3 separate regions of the Homo sapiens genome follow, and all the other regions are linked to region 3. Evidence: chromatin loops called from intact Hi-C (ENCODE). Cell type or tissue: endothelial cell of umbilical vein. All regions are shown on one strand.

The links. A loop is a pair of places that touch in the nucleus more often than their neighbours do. Peaks named below come from ENCODE experiments on the same cell type or tissue, not always from the same donor. Only the 100,000 strongest peaks of a DNase experiment are listed, where the experiment ranks them.
Region 1: a loop joins it to region 3, with 8 times the contacts of the local background. A loop is called at or near these places in 3 of 110 quality-filtered maps.
Region 2: a loop joins it to region 3, with 15 times the contacts of the local background. A loop is called at or near these places in 44 of 110 quality-filtered maps.

What each region holds. Positions count from the first base shown.
Region 1 is chr9:9,996,326-10,000,325 of GRCh38, reverse strand. The region is part of intron 4 of PTPRD (protein tyrosine phosphatase receptor type D); the gene reads left to right. Among named protein-coding and RNA genes, the nearest start is that of PTPRD, 610 kb to the left of the region's middle. RefSeq lists an enhancer at 341-1,540. In endothelial cell of umbilical vein, a CTCF peak has its summit at 1,688; a DNase peak (open chromatin) is centred at 1,425; H3K27ac peaks cover 1,578 bases.
Region 2 is chr9:10,266,501-10,270,500 of GRCh38, reverse strand. All of the region lies in intron 3 of PTPRD (protein tyrosine phosphatase receptor type D), which reads left to right. Among named protein-coding and RNA genes, the nearest start is that of PTPRD, 340 kb to the left of the region's middle. In endothelial cell of umbilical vein, a CTCF peak has its summit at 1,516 (motif pointing right); a DNase peak (open chromatin) is centred at 1,560; H3K27ac peaks cover 596 bases.
Region 3 is chr9:10,058,323-10,062,322 of GRCh38, reverse strand. All of the region lies in intron 3 of PTPRD (protein tyrosine phosphatase receptor type D), which reads left to right. Among named protein-coding and RNA genes, the nearest start is that of PTPRD, 550 kb to the left of the region's middle. In endothelial cell of umbilical vein, a CTCF peak has its summit at 1,801 (motif pointing left); DNase peaks (open chromatin) are centred at 1,032 and 1,782.

The sequences.
Region 1 (4,000 bases), 62 kb after region 3:
ATGAGTATTAAAATTATCACTGTTAGTGGGGGTCCTATAGACTATAACTAACAGTGTAATTTGACTCTTGTTAGTTACACCCATGTATTGCAACACCAGTTTGCCTCCACTAGATGTTTATGTACATTACCAGAAACATTAATATAAAAGCAACATTTTCCTTGAGAAGAGCATACATTTCCCCCTTGACTTGCCATTGGAGAATAACTTTAGGCTTAGGCAATTTTTATAACTTGCAGTATGATTGGGAGAGATACATTATTCGGTGGCTAAATAACTTTGGCATTAATCTTGACAATTCCTTTCCTTTAATTATTAAATTTTTTCATGACTTTCACAGACCCTCTTACAACAGACTTAAACTTTCTGACTTGTCCTAAACATTCTTTCTCTAAACAACCGGTCATTTCCTTTTAGGACAAGAATTTACCAAACAAGATCCTTCCTTATATAAAATCTCTTTCTCTATAACCTTTTCATAGCTTAGAGTGCATCACATTAGCAACCTTCGGTAAAAAGTCCCGTCAAACTTAATGATAGTAAAAACTATTACTCCTGCTGTAAGCAAAACAACCTTGACGAAATCTTTCCTGTAACTACTTATCCTGCTCTAAGTATAATGAGGCAAAATATTACAGCAATTAGAATTTTACAACCAGAATTCCACATCGTGGGTGTCATAGTGTATAGTTCTATTGCAAATAGTAGCGTGACTATAACAATTCCCATGAGAGTGACGTAGTAAATAATTTCCATTTAAAACTTTACTTGCCAAGACAACATTTCTCTTTGGGAAGCTACAAAGTTACAAATGCAATCCCATGTATAATTAAATTCTCCCTGCAAATATGTGTTAAAAAGAAGTTCTAATATTTGGTGGCAAATTTTGAGAGGGAAGGGCAGAAATAATAAAAAGTCTGGTGAGGTAGCAGTGGGACTGAGTAAGATGAGCAGCCCTTCCCCAGTTACTTATCTTTCATGATTTTCAGCCTAAGGTCTTCTATTTCTCCACATTGAGATTCAGGACTTTCCTCTGGGCTTTCAGGGGTTGCTCCCTTAGCTTTTTAGGCTTTGACTTGAGTGTGGTGCATCCAGGAGATGATTCCTGTAACTGTCAAAAGAACAGTGTCGGGCCTTTCCCAGCCCGAGCGTAGGGAAGAAAGCAGAAGTGAGAGTTTTCACTAATACCAGATCTCCTGGGTTAAATAAACGTGGTTTCATTTCCTGGGGTTGGCCATTTGCTAGTTGTGCTAATGCCTTGAGGCTTCCTTGCTGCTGACTTAGCTGCCTGATTAGCTAATCTATTTCCTTTGGCTACCTCATCTGTTTCCTTTCGATGTCCCCTGCAATGCATCCCTGCTATTTCTTATAGAAGGAAAAAAAACTGAGGATAATAACCTGTTAATTTCTTGGTGATATTTCCTGGAGATCCATTGATGGTAAGAAAATGTCTTTTCTTCCAAATGGCAGCATGAGCATGGAGAATCAGGAAAGAGTACTTGGAGTCAGTAAAAATGTTAGCTACCTTTCCCTCGCTTATCTCAAGTGGTCTTGTTAGAGCTATTAGCTCAGCTAATTGAGCACTTGTGCCTGGAGAGAGACGTTATTTAGAGCAACTACTGCTTATCTTGCCTTGTGTACTTCTTGCTTTCCTGGCTATTTGTTAGCTTAGAGCTCCCCTAGAGGACAGTGATCCTGCCACATTATGTTGAGTGTAAACAGCTAAATTACGTCCTAGGGTTAATTTGGAGGGATTTTTTTTTTTTGACTAGTAGAGCTATCATGATAATGTCTGGGAAGTATGTGTCAACTAAGGTTGAGAAAAATATTGGATTAGAGTTTTTCTTGAGATGCCCCTTAAGGTCATGCTATGGGAAGGGGAGAGGCCTGGATTAGAGAGGAGAAAAGAGAGACTGGCTGTAGTGCTTAGAAGGAGGTCTACTTTTTTTCCTTCAATTTCCAGAATCACCTGGGGCTCCTGTGCTATAATGGCAGTTTGAGCTGCTGGACCCACGGTTTGAGCCCCGGGACCCATCAATCCTGCTGGACCATCTGTGAGACTCCACCCAGTGACCTCCACCTCCGAGGGCAGTTCTGTCTCCAGTGGTCTTCACCACAGGCTGGACAGGGTCGAGGTGGCTTCATCTTGCTGCCTGGGCATTCCTTCTTCTTCTTCTTTTATATATATATATATATTTTTTTTTTTTTTTATTATACTTTAAGTTCTAGGGTACATGTGCACAGCGTGCAGGTTTGTGTTCCAAGAAAGAAACTCTGTGTGGGGCAGAAAAGTGGTTGGTAATATTGAGAGGCTGGAGGAGAAGGTGTCTGATTTGCATATGGCCCAGGCGATTGGTATCACCAGGTGTGTCATTCATGTAGCCTGTGAAAAACCTGGCCCTCCCATCCTAGCCTTTTAAATATGCAAATTATAGCTGTCATGTAGTCCTGCACATGTGGAGCTATCTGGGGGTGGCCATGATGCCTGGCATATGTGGTGACAAGGAGAAGAGGGTGGGAATTGCCATGTTGGCCATGTTGGGTGCACCTACTTTCTAATCACCCACATTAGCATATCAATACTTGCCAGCCTGGCTTTTCAAGCTGCCTTTCTGCTAGAAAAAAACGTTTCAGGAGCTGTTTCTATTAAAAGAAAAAGCCTTACCAAGAACTCTTTTTACTCTCTCTATCTGCCTAAAATTATTTCTTAATAATTCCTTTATTAAAATTGCATGTTGGCCAGGCACGGTGGCTCACGCCTGTAATCACAGCACTTTGGGAGGCTGAGGTGGGCAGACCACCTGAGGGTGGGAGTTCAAGACCAGCCTGACCAACTTGGAAAAACCCCATCTCTACTAAAAATACAAAATTAGCTGGGCATCATGGCACATGCCTGTCTGTAATCCCAGCTACTCGGGAGGTTGAGGCAGGAGAATCGCTTGAACCCAGGAGGCAGAGGTTGCGGTGAGCTAAGATTGCATCATTGCACTCCAGACTGGGCAACAAGAGTGAAACTCTGTCTCAAAAAAAAAAAAAAAAATTGCTTATCTTCAAGTTTGCTGATTCTTTCTTCTGCCATTTCAAATGTTAAGTCTCCCTAGTGAATATCTTTTTAATTTCAGTTATTTTGCTTTCAATTTTAGAATAGCTACTTGACTCACTTTTATAATTTCTAACTATTTATTGAGATTCTCTATTTGGCAAGATATTATTCTTAGGTTTTCCTTAATTATTTGGACATTGTTTTCTTTAGGTCTTGGATTATGTTTACAATAGCTAATTTGAAGTGTTTGTCTAGTAAATTCAATGCCTGGGCTTCTTCAAAGATAGTTTCTACTGACTGCTCTTTTTCCTGTATACAGGCCATACTTCCTGGTTTGTTAAATGTTTCCAAATGTATGTTTTTGATAACTGGATATTTAATCTAATATAAATATGCCAACTCTGAAAATCAGCTCTTCTTTCTCTCAGGGTTTGTTGTTGAAGGTTGTCTTGTTGTTCTTCTTAATATTATTTTCTTTAGTAACCTTCCTGGATGAATTCTGTAAAGTCTGTATTCCTTGCCGTATGAAGCCACTGAAATCACTTCTGAGGACCTTATAGTGGTCAGCTAATAATTAGACAATAATTACCTTAAATGCTTTGAATTAATAGGTCTCCCAACCTTTGCAGAAGGCCTCTGTGTTTTAATACAGCACAACTTCAATACTTAGCAAGGCAGTTTACATATTTTCCTCAGCTTCACTTTCTGCTTTCACAAAGGCTCAAGGTCAGCTAGAAGTAAGAGATTAGGGACCCTCAGGTCAGTCCTGGGCATTCACACCACCTTGCCCAGGCATAAGTCTTCCTGATTCCAGGCATGTTTACATTCTCTCAGAGCTCTCTATGGACATCTCATTTGCCAGTGTTTTGTTTTCTTTTATTTTATCAGCCTCTCCCATACTGAGAGCTTATCTTATTTATTTAATATCCTAATTCACTATGGTAATATTGTGTAACA
Region 2 (4,000 bases), 210 kb before region 3:
AGCCCTCTCTGACAGATAAAAATTGCTTTGTAAAATTATAGGAAGCAAAAATATATACAACAAGTCTCATTAGTTTGCTTTCAAACTCTTTGAAATTCAACTTGAAATTATATTTTCTTAACTTGAGACTATTGCCCTTAACTAGAGATGCATTGCCTTATAACATCCTATTTTACAAATATGTTGTAATATGAATGCTATATCAGCATAATAAACTTTTATTTTCAAAAAAACTATTGCTACCATTCTTAAAAAACATTTATGATATAATAATCTTTTTTAATAATTTGATTAAGGAAGATGAATTAAAGATTTTAAAAATATATGTATGTAATTATATTTCCATAAGTTTATGTATACTTGTTGACACTTCTTACTGTTTAAAACTTACACATGCACATATATACATGCATACAAACAAAAATACTACTGAACAGGACTCAACTTTTAATCTCATTATCAGCTAATTATGTAGCGCCATTGTAACATGTATTTCCTCCTCTCAAGAAGCTTACATTTAGTATTTTATTCTGTATTTCCCTATTTGAATCTTATAATTTCTGTCATATTATACATACTTGGGTTTAGATGTCAAATTTAACGTTTACTAAGGAAAAAAATTAATAAAAGTATTAAAGCAGTTTTTAATTTTTTTGAAGTTTACTTTTTAGAATTATGTTTTACAGAACATAATTTTTCTTTTTTCAGAAGATTTTTATAGAATTGTAGATATTTTTGTAAAACACAAATTATGAGAACATTTTATTCTCGGTGACTTAAAAAGTTCCAGTAAGTTATGTTGTAATTTTTAAAGTTACAGTTAATAAAGGACTATATCTTGAACTTTCTACAAGACAGCACTCTGGAAGGTACCCACCTTCACCAATGTTAAAAACACATTGCTTGCCTTTAAGCAGCTTACAGTCTTACTAGGCAGAGAAAAAAGTGTAAGCAACAGTAGAGCACCCTCTCTTTTCTTAGAAATCAAAGGGTTTTCTTTCCTCAGGTGGTTGTATAATGATGAAAGCAACCCTCAGAACAGGGCAAATATGTATATTTGTTGACACTTCTTACTGTTTAAAACTTACACATGCACATATATACATGCATACATACAAACAAACAAAAATATTACTCAATAGGAACCACATGTTTATCTCATTATCAGCTAAGTATGTAGCACCATTGTAGCATATACACATACACAAGCCCTTGCTTGTCCTCTTACGTGGATCAAATAGATTAATTCATAGTTAGGGCAATTAGAAATTGCATTAGACTTCTTACAAGAGTTGTTATTTTAAACAATGCATTTTTTTTCCTGGAGTGTTTAATCTGGTATGTTCAAGGTATGGGGCTGGCAGCAGTAAGCTTGTGGAGTGAAAATCTTTTGGATGGAGGAGCAAAAGGTTTGAGCATGTGAACTTTTAGTTTCCTCTTAAAGCAGTGGTTCTCAGCTAGAGATTTTGTCCCAGGGGATATTTGGCAGTGGCTGGAGATATTTTTGATTGTGACACTGGAGGGCGCTACTGACATTCGATGGCTAGAGGCCAGGGATACTGCCAGGCATTCTACAACGCACAGGACAACAAATAATGCCAATGTTGCTGAGACTGAAAATCCCTGCCCTAGATGGGCGAATATATTTAGCCAACCCTCTTCACCCCTTTTGTAAAGGCCAGTTTAAGTTTGTTTCTATCACTTAGCGTTGAAAAGGTAGCATAAAACAGACGGTAGCCGTTGAGAGAGTTGTTCAACATTGTGGTTAAATAGGGATTCTGGGATGAGAGGATATAGTACTAGAAAGGGGATTTAAAAACAGGAAGGAGACAATGTGAGTAACAGATGAGGTGTTTTGTACAAATGGAACTCAGCAAAAGCCCTGAACTGGAGAAATACAAACTTATGATGAAATAGAAAGATCAATCTATCTGTGTTAGGTGGAAAGGAAGAGTGTCAGAAGGATCAAAAGTTACTTGGTAACAGATTGTTAGCCTTGAATGCCAAACTAAGGAGCACTTTAGAGTTTTTGAGGTCAAAGGAATCGTATTCTCTGAAACTATATATTTAAATCCCTAAGAAAACTATTAGTATAATACATAGTTACAAATTTAGAACATTTAAAAATAACAAATAAAAAATGCTGCCCCTCTGTTATAACCACTATTATTATTATTATCGTTATTATTATTATTATTATTATTATTTATAGCAACAGAGTCTTGCTCTGCTGCCCAGGCTGGTGTGCAGTGGCATGATCGTAGCTTACTGCAGCCTGCAACTCCTGGGTTCAAGCGATTCTCCAGCATCAGCCTCCTGAGTAGCTAAGACTAAACAAGCACACTACCACACTCAGCCAATTATTTAAAAAAAAAAAAAAAAAAAGATGGAGATGGGGGTTTGCTATGTTGCTTAGGTTGGTCTTGAACTCCTAGCCTCCAACAATTCTGCCACAGCATCCCAAAGTACTGGGATTATAGGGATGAGCTACCACACCTGGCTGTTAATCACTATTTTTTTAGCATATTTTTTTAGCATAAATTTTGACAAAATTTTCTCTACAAGTAAATCTTTTACATAAACAAGATCATTAGATATGTGTGATTTTTATTTCACTTTTACTGTATTCACCTAATAATAAGTTTCTCAGAGCATAGAAACTATTCCAAAATTTTAATGGCCAGATAGTTTATTAAATGTATACAGCATTTTCTTATTGTTGGTCTTCCTGTTGTTATCAATTAAAAAAATAAGACTTTAATGAACATTTTTGTGCATAACATTTATATTTACTATTATGAAGAGAGTCTGATCAAATGCATAAGCATTTAAGACTCCTGGTAAGACATGCCAAAATGTTTTAAGAAACATTGTACCAATTTATATTCCAGTCCAAAAATAAACTCTAGTTATTCTTAAAATGTAAGGTAATTCTTAACCAAGAAATGCCTTGGGCAAGAATTTTCTTTCTTTCTCATATCTTGCTAGTAGGTGTCAATCATTTGCTATCAGTGACTGAAAAACTTAACCATTAAAAAAATTATGAATTCATCTTTTTATTCATAAACCACGACTCTAATAATACATTAACGTACATTTTTTTCATTGCTTAAACCATAGTTGCTTCCTATATAAATTTGTTCTTAACACTTAGTGTCAAGACGCTAGTGTTCCTGAGATACTAAGTGCCTATAATTTGTATATCTATTTTTTATTTACATCATTCAACCTACTTCCAAAAGTGTTGGTGTAACTCCATCTGCTCCATCCCTGACTACTTTTTTGTTTTTTCCTTTTTTTTTTTTTTTTTGAGACGGAGTCTCACTCTGTCGCCCGGGCTGGAGTGCAGTAGTGTGATGTCGGCTCACTGCAACCTCTGCCCCCCGAGTTCAGGCGACTCTCCTGCCTCAGCCTCCCGAGTAACTGCATTACAGGGGACCGCTACCACTCCCAGTTAATTTTTTTTGTGTTTTTAGTAGAGACGGGGTTTCACCATGTTAGCCAGGCTGGTCTCGAACTCCTGACCTGGTGATTCGCCCGCCTCGGCCTCCCAAAGTGCTGGGATTACAGATGTGAGCCACCATGCCCAACCCCCTGACTACTTTTAAAGGCAGAAATTATTCCCTGGTTTCTTCATGAAGTTTTCTGACAATAGTTTGACAACTTCCAGAATGTTCTTAATGGGCTTTACACGCTAAATTTTTTAACCTAGGTGGGTTGCAACAGTAACTTATCTAGGTTATAGATTTTTTTTTTCTAAAATTAGCCTGCAATGCAGTGCTATTCTCGCTTTTCCTGAAACTATAGTTTCCTCTCAAGCTCAATTCAAATTGTAGTCCTTGCTAAGTATTCTCTTTACATTCTCTCCTATCCACTTTCCATACCCCATGCCGCACAAATACACTTGATGTTATCAGTGCAATTTTACAGTAAAAATAATACCATTAGTTAATAACATTAACCGGATTTCTTTCAAGATATATTCTGCATAAATTATAAG
Region 3 (4,000 bases):
GAAAACCAATAATTTTATAAATGCTCCATAGAAAGGCTAATGGATTGTGCTTGGTGGAATACAATTACTTATCACGCTGTGGATAGAAAAGTCTTACATCTTATGTAAATTTATTTCAGCATCTTTTAATGCCTAGATATATGTAGTTATTTGAGTTCTCCTTTGAGCTGGTTGTAACATCCTACCACCCTCCTCATTAGTGAGTTGAGTAAATTGAAATACGATTGTTGAAAATTGTATGAGAGTCACGATTTTAGTTTTTTATTCAATCTTTTAACAGTATCAATCAATCAATGGTTCTCGAATTCTAGTGTGCGTTATAATCCCCTGGAGGGCTTGTTAAGGCTTAGATCACCAGACTCCATTTCCAGAGTTTCCGATTCAGTATTTGTGGGTGGGGCCTAATAATTTGCTGCATTTCTAGCGAGTTCCGGGTGATAATAAAGCTGCAGGTCCAGAGACTATACTGTTAGAACCACTGGTATAAATTGTAGTCACTTAGGCTGATCATTACAATCCCCAAAAACCTTCATTTTACATAAGTGAAAAGATGTTCATTCTAACATCTATTCCGCAGCCCTAAACTATTTTCAGATTCCTCTGTGAAAAAGAATGTTTCTTGTCCTTTCATTTTTCCCTTTCTGGCTGGATAAATCAGCCTCTTAAATTTCCTAATTTGGGCATTAGAAATAGTGGCAGCTTTTATTAAATGACATGGTGGGGAATAGGAAGGTATCATAGAAGACAATATAAGATTCACTCTAGACTAATTATGTAGTTAATTACTCTAGTGTGTGAACTTAGTCTTCAAAGCAATCTCATTTGAGCTGAGAAAAAAGCTACCACAGACAATTATGAGATGTGTGTGATGTGAGAAGGCGAAAGAGAGAGCTGTTGTTGGAAGAACAGTATAAATGCTAAGCAATGTAATCTGAAATAAACATAAGTGGAACTGTGTTTTCCCTAAGTTATAGTCTTCAATGCATAATAGGTCCTTTCCATTCTATTTCTGTGATTCATTTGCTCATTGGAACAAGTTATATATTTTTCTTCTTTCTCCTTTCCTGTTGCAGGATATGCATTGTCTTTCCCTATTATGGCTGTTGAACTTGTTATGCATTTTCATTGTTACATAGGAGGGTAGCAGTGGAGAGTAACTTAAATGAGCAAGTATTTCTTTTCTATTTAAATCAAAAGGAATATATCATACCCTTGGCTGAACACCATATACCTGACCCCAAAATGTGACCATTGTTTTTCTTTTGTATTCTCATGTTCTGAGAGATAGTCAGAGAGAAAAGAAAGAGAGAGAGACAGAAAGAGAGGAAAGAAAGAAAGCAAGAAGACAGAAAGGAAGAAAGGAAGAGAGAGAAAGAAAGAAAGAAAGAAAGAAAGAAAGAAAGAAAGAAAGAAAGAAAGAAAGAAGGAAGGAAGGAAGGAAGGAAGGAAGGAAAGAAGGAAGGAAGAAAGAAAGGAAAGGAAGGAAGGAAGGAAGAAAGAAAGAAAGAAAGAAAGAAAGGAAGAAAGAAAGAAAGAAAGAAAGAAAAGCAAGACCTGTGATTGGTATGCTGATGGTGGGAAAATAGAAACTGAACTTTCAAATATAATACTTTTTAAAAAGCCTTTTGTGAACCTATAAAACATAAGATAAATTAAATCTAATTTGCATGCAATTTGTCATGTATTTAGAGGTTGGTGGCAATTAAAAATGCAATTTGCTTTTAACACTGTATTTCCCTTTTATGTACATTAAAAAAATACTTTGACACATTTCTGTCATGTTCATGAGATTACAATAGTGCCCTCTAGTGGACAAATGAAATTATACCTCATATATTTGTAGGGTTTTCGTAATTTTACACACATGAGCTGACCTATATTTAATTCAAATAAGAAGGCAGTAATGACACTTTGAGTAGGTAGAAAGCGTTGTGTTATTTTAACGGGAAAGAGTTTGTGGATGGGACAATGTATCTGAGTGAATTTGCATTTAGAAAGTAGTTTTCTTTCTCCCCATTCTTTTCTTTCCCTCTCTTTCCTTCTATTTTTTAAAAATATTCTTTTAACCAATAAACCTTCAATTTAACGTTATAACGCATATATGAAATTGGGACTTGAAAGCTGAGGACAGAAATGAAATGTGTTATTATCATCAAGTTTAAGGCCACTTTAGGAGGTTTTGCTTTGGTAGACAAAGCTATTTTAGCAAACACATTATGCAGTCGTACCTCCTTATATTCTTTGAATATTGGTTGTCAGGGAAATAGAATATCGGAAGCATCTAACCTAGAAATTCATAAAGATTTTTTCATTGGTTGATAGTCAACACTAATATTAGAAGGAGTAAAAATATCTGTGCAATATAATAATCTTACTTACATTTTTATCTCTGAATGCAGCAATATTTTGAGAATAACATTTTTGCCATTGTCATTCCAATTATGTGCTAATGAAGCATATTTATTTTGAATTTTCCAAAGTAACCTTATTTTCCATACTCTTAAAATATCCACAGGTAAAGCTTAGTGTTTTTTTTTTAATTTCTTAAATATTTTATTATTGTTCTCAACCAATAAGATATTTTTATGTTTATGACGCTTACAAATTAAAAACGATTTGAGATGTAGTAATTTGTTAATCCTCATATCTAATTTTGTATCTATAGCTAAAATATGAGAAAAAGAAATAGAGAAAATAATAAAAGACAAGAGTTTTACAATCTGTTCAAATGCTAAGCACCTAAATTCTCTAATTCAAAGTAAGGTCATAGTCCATAAATAAAACCTCTTTCTCTTGAGCCTTTAATATATACCAAAGTATGCTGGCAAGAAGTAAACTACACCCTAAGTGATTTACCCCTTTGCATATTACTGTAAGAAATGGTTAGTACCAGCAACTGCCTTGTAAAATAGAATGGTCCAATGGATGCTGCAATTGTGACTGTGGCCTCCCAGGAATACAGGTTGCCATATGTTTCTCTTAAATTTACCCGAGGTTGCTATGCAAATCCTTGAGGAGAAGCCCATGAGTATTGCGCAACATGGAAGTTGTAAATATTGGCTGAACTGCTGAGCAGGAGTATGTGAAGAACATGTCTAAACTAATCCCCTTTTCCAGTTCAGGCTCACTCTTGAGACTCAGCTGGCACTAAAATAATCTTAAATTTGAACTTACTGCTTCAGGCCAACACATAATGCTGTTAGCAAGGGAGACGAGACTGAAGTAGTTGCCTCTACACATTCTCACTGATCCACTTTCATGGAATTTTGTCAAATTCAACTTAGCATGTACATACATGTTCAAAGTAAATGAATTTATTTATATATTTTATTTTGTTGGTTTTAAAAAAGCTCCAATACTGAGACAAAAAAAGAAATTCTACCTATTTCAGAGAACCAGATATTATCCTATGTGCTGTCTCAGTTAAGGTTATTTTATTTCAAACGATAGAAACAAAGCAACAGGCATGTTAAATATTTACAACTAAAATGTGGTGCATAACTCCAAAATTGGAAAAAAACAATGGTGCCTATCCAGCGCCTGGGAAATATAGGTGCTGTGACTGAGCAGGGGATGTCAGTATTGCAAACTTATGGACCTTCTTTTGAATGTTCCATTAAATAACTCAATATGAGAAGCTATTGTCTCTGGAAATGTTTTAAATTCCCATAAGAGAGAATCTAATTGGCCCATATTGCATCAAACACTACCACCTTAGTCTAATCCTCATGACTCAGTTGATAGCAGGATCCATGATATTCAGGTTCATGGTATCAATCTTAAAGAAAGAAATTGAGGCAAAATTAACATAAGTAGAGAGTTTATTTGGGATAACTTGAAGATTGTAACCTGGGAGCATAGATTTAAATTGTCTGGAGTATACATTTTGATAAGTAGCAATTGCAAGTGGTTTTTTTAAAGGGAAGTGAGGGCCAATTCTTGAGTTGTTTACCAAGAATTTACATTAAAATAACATAGCTATCGATTGGCTATACATTGT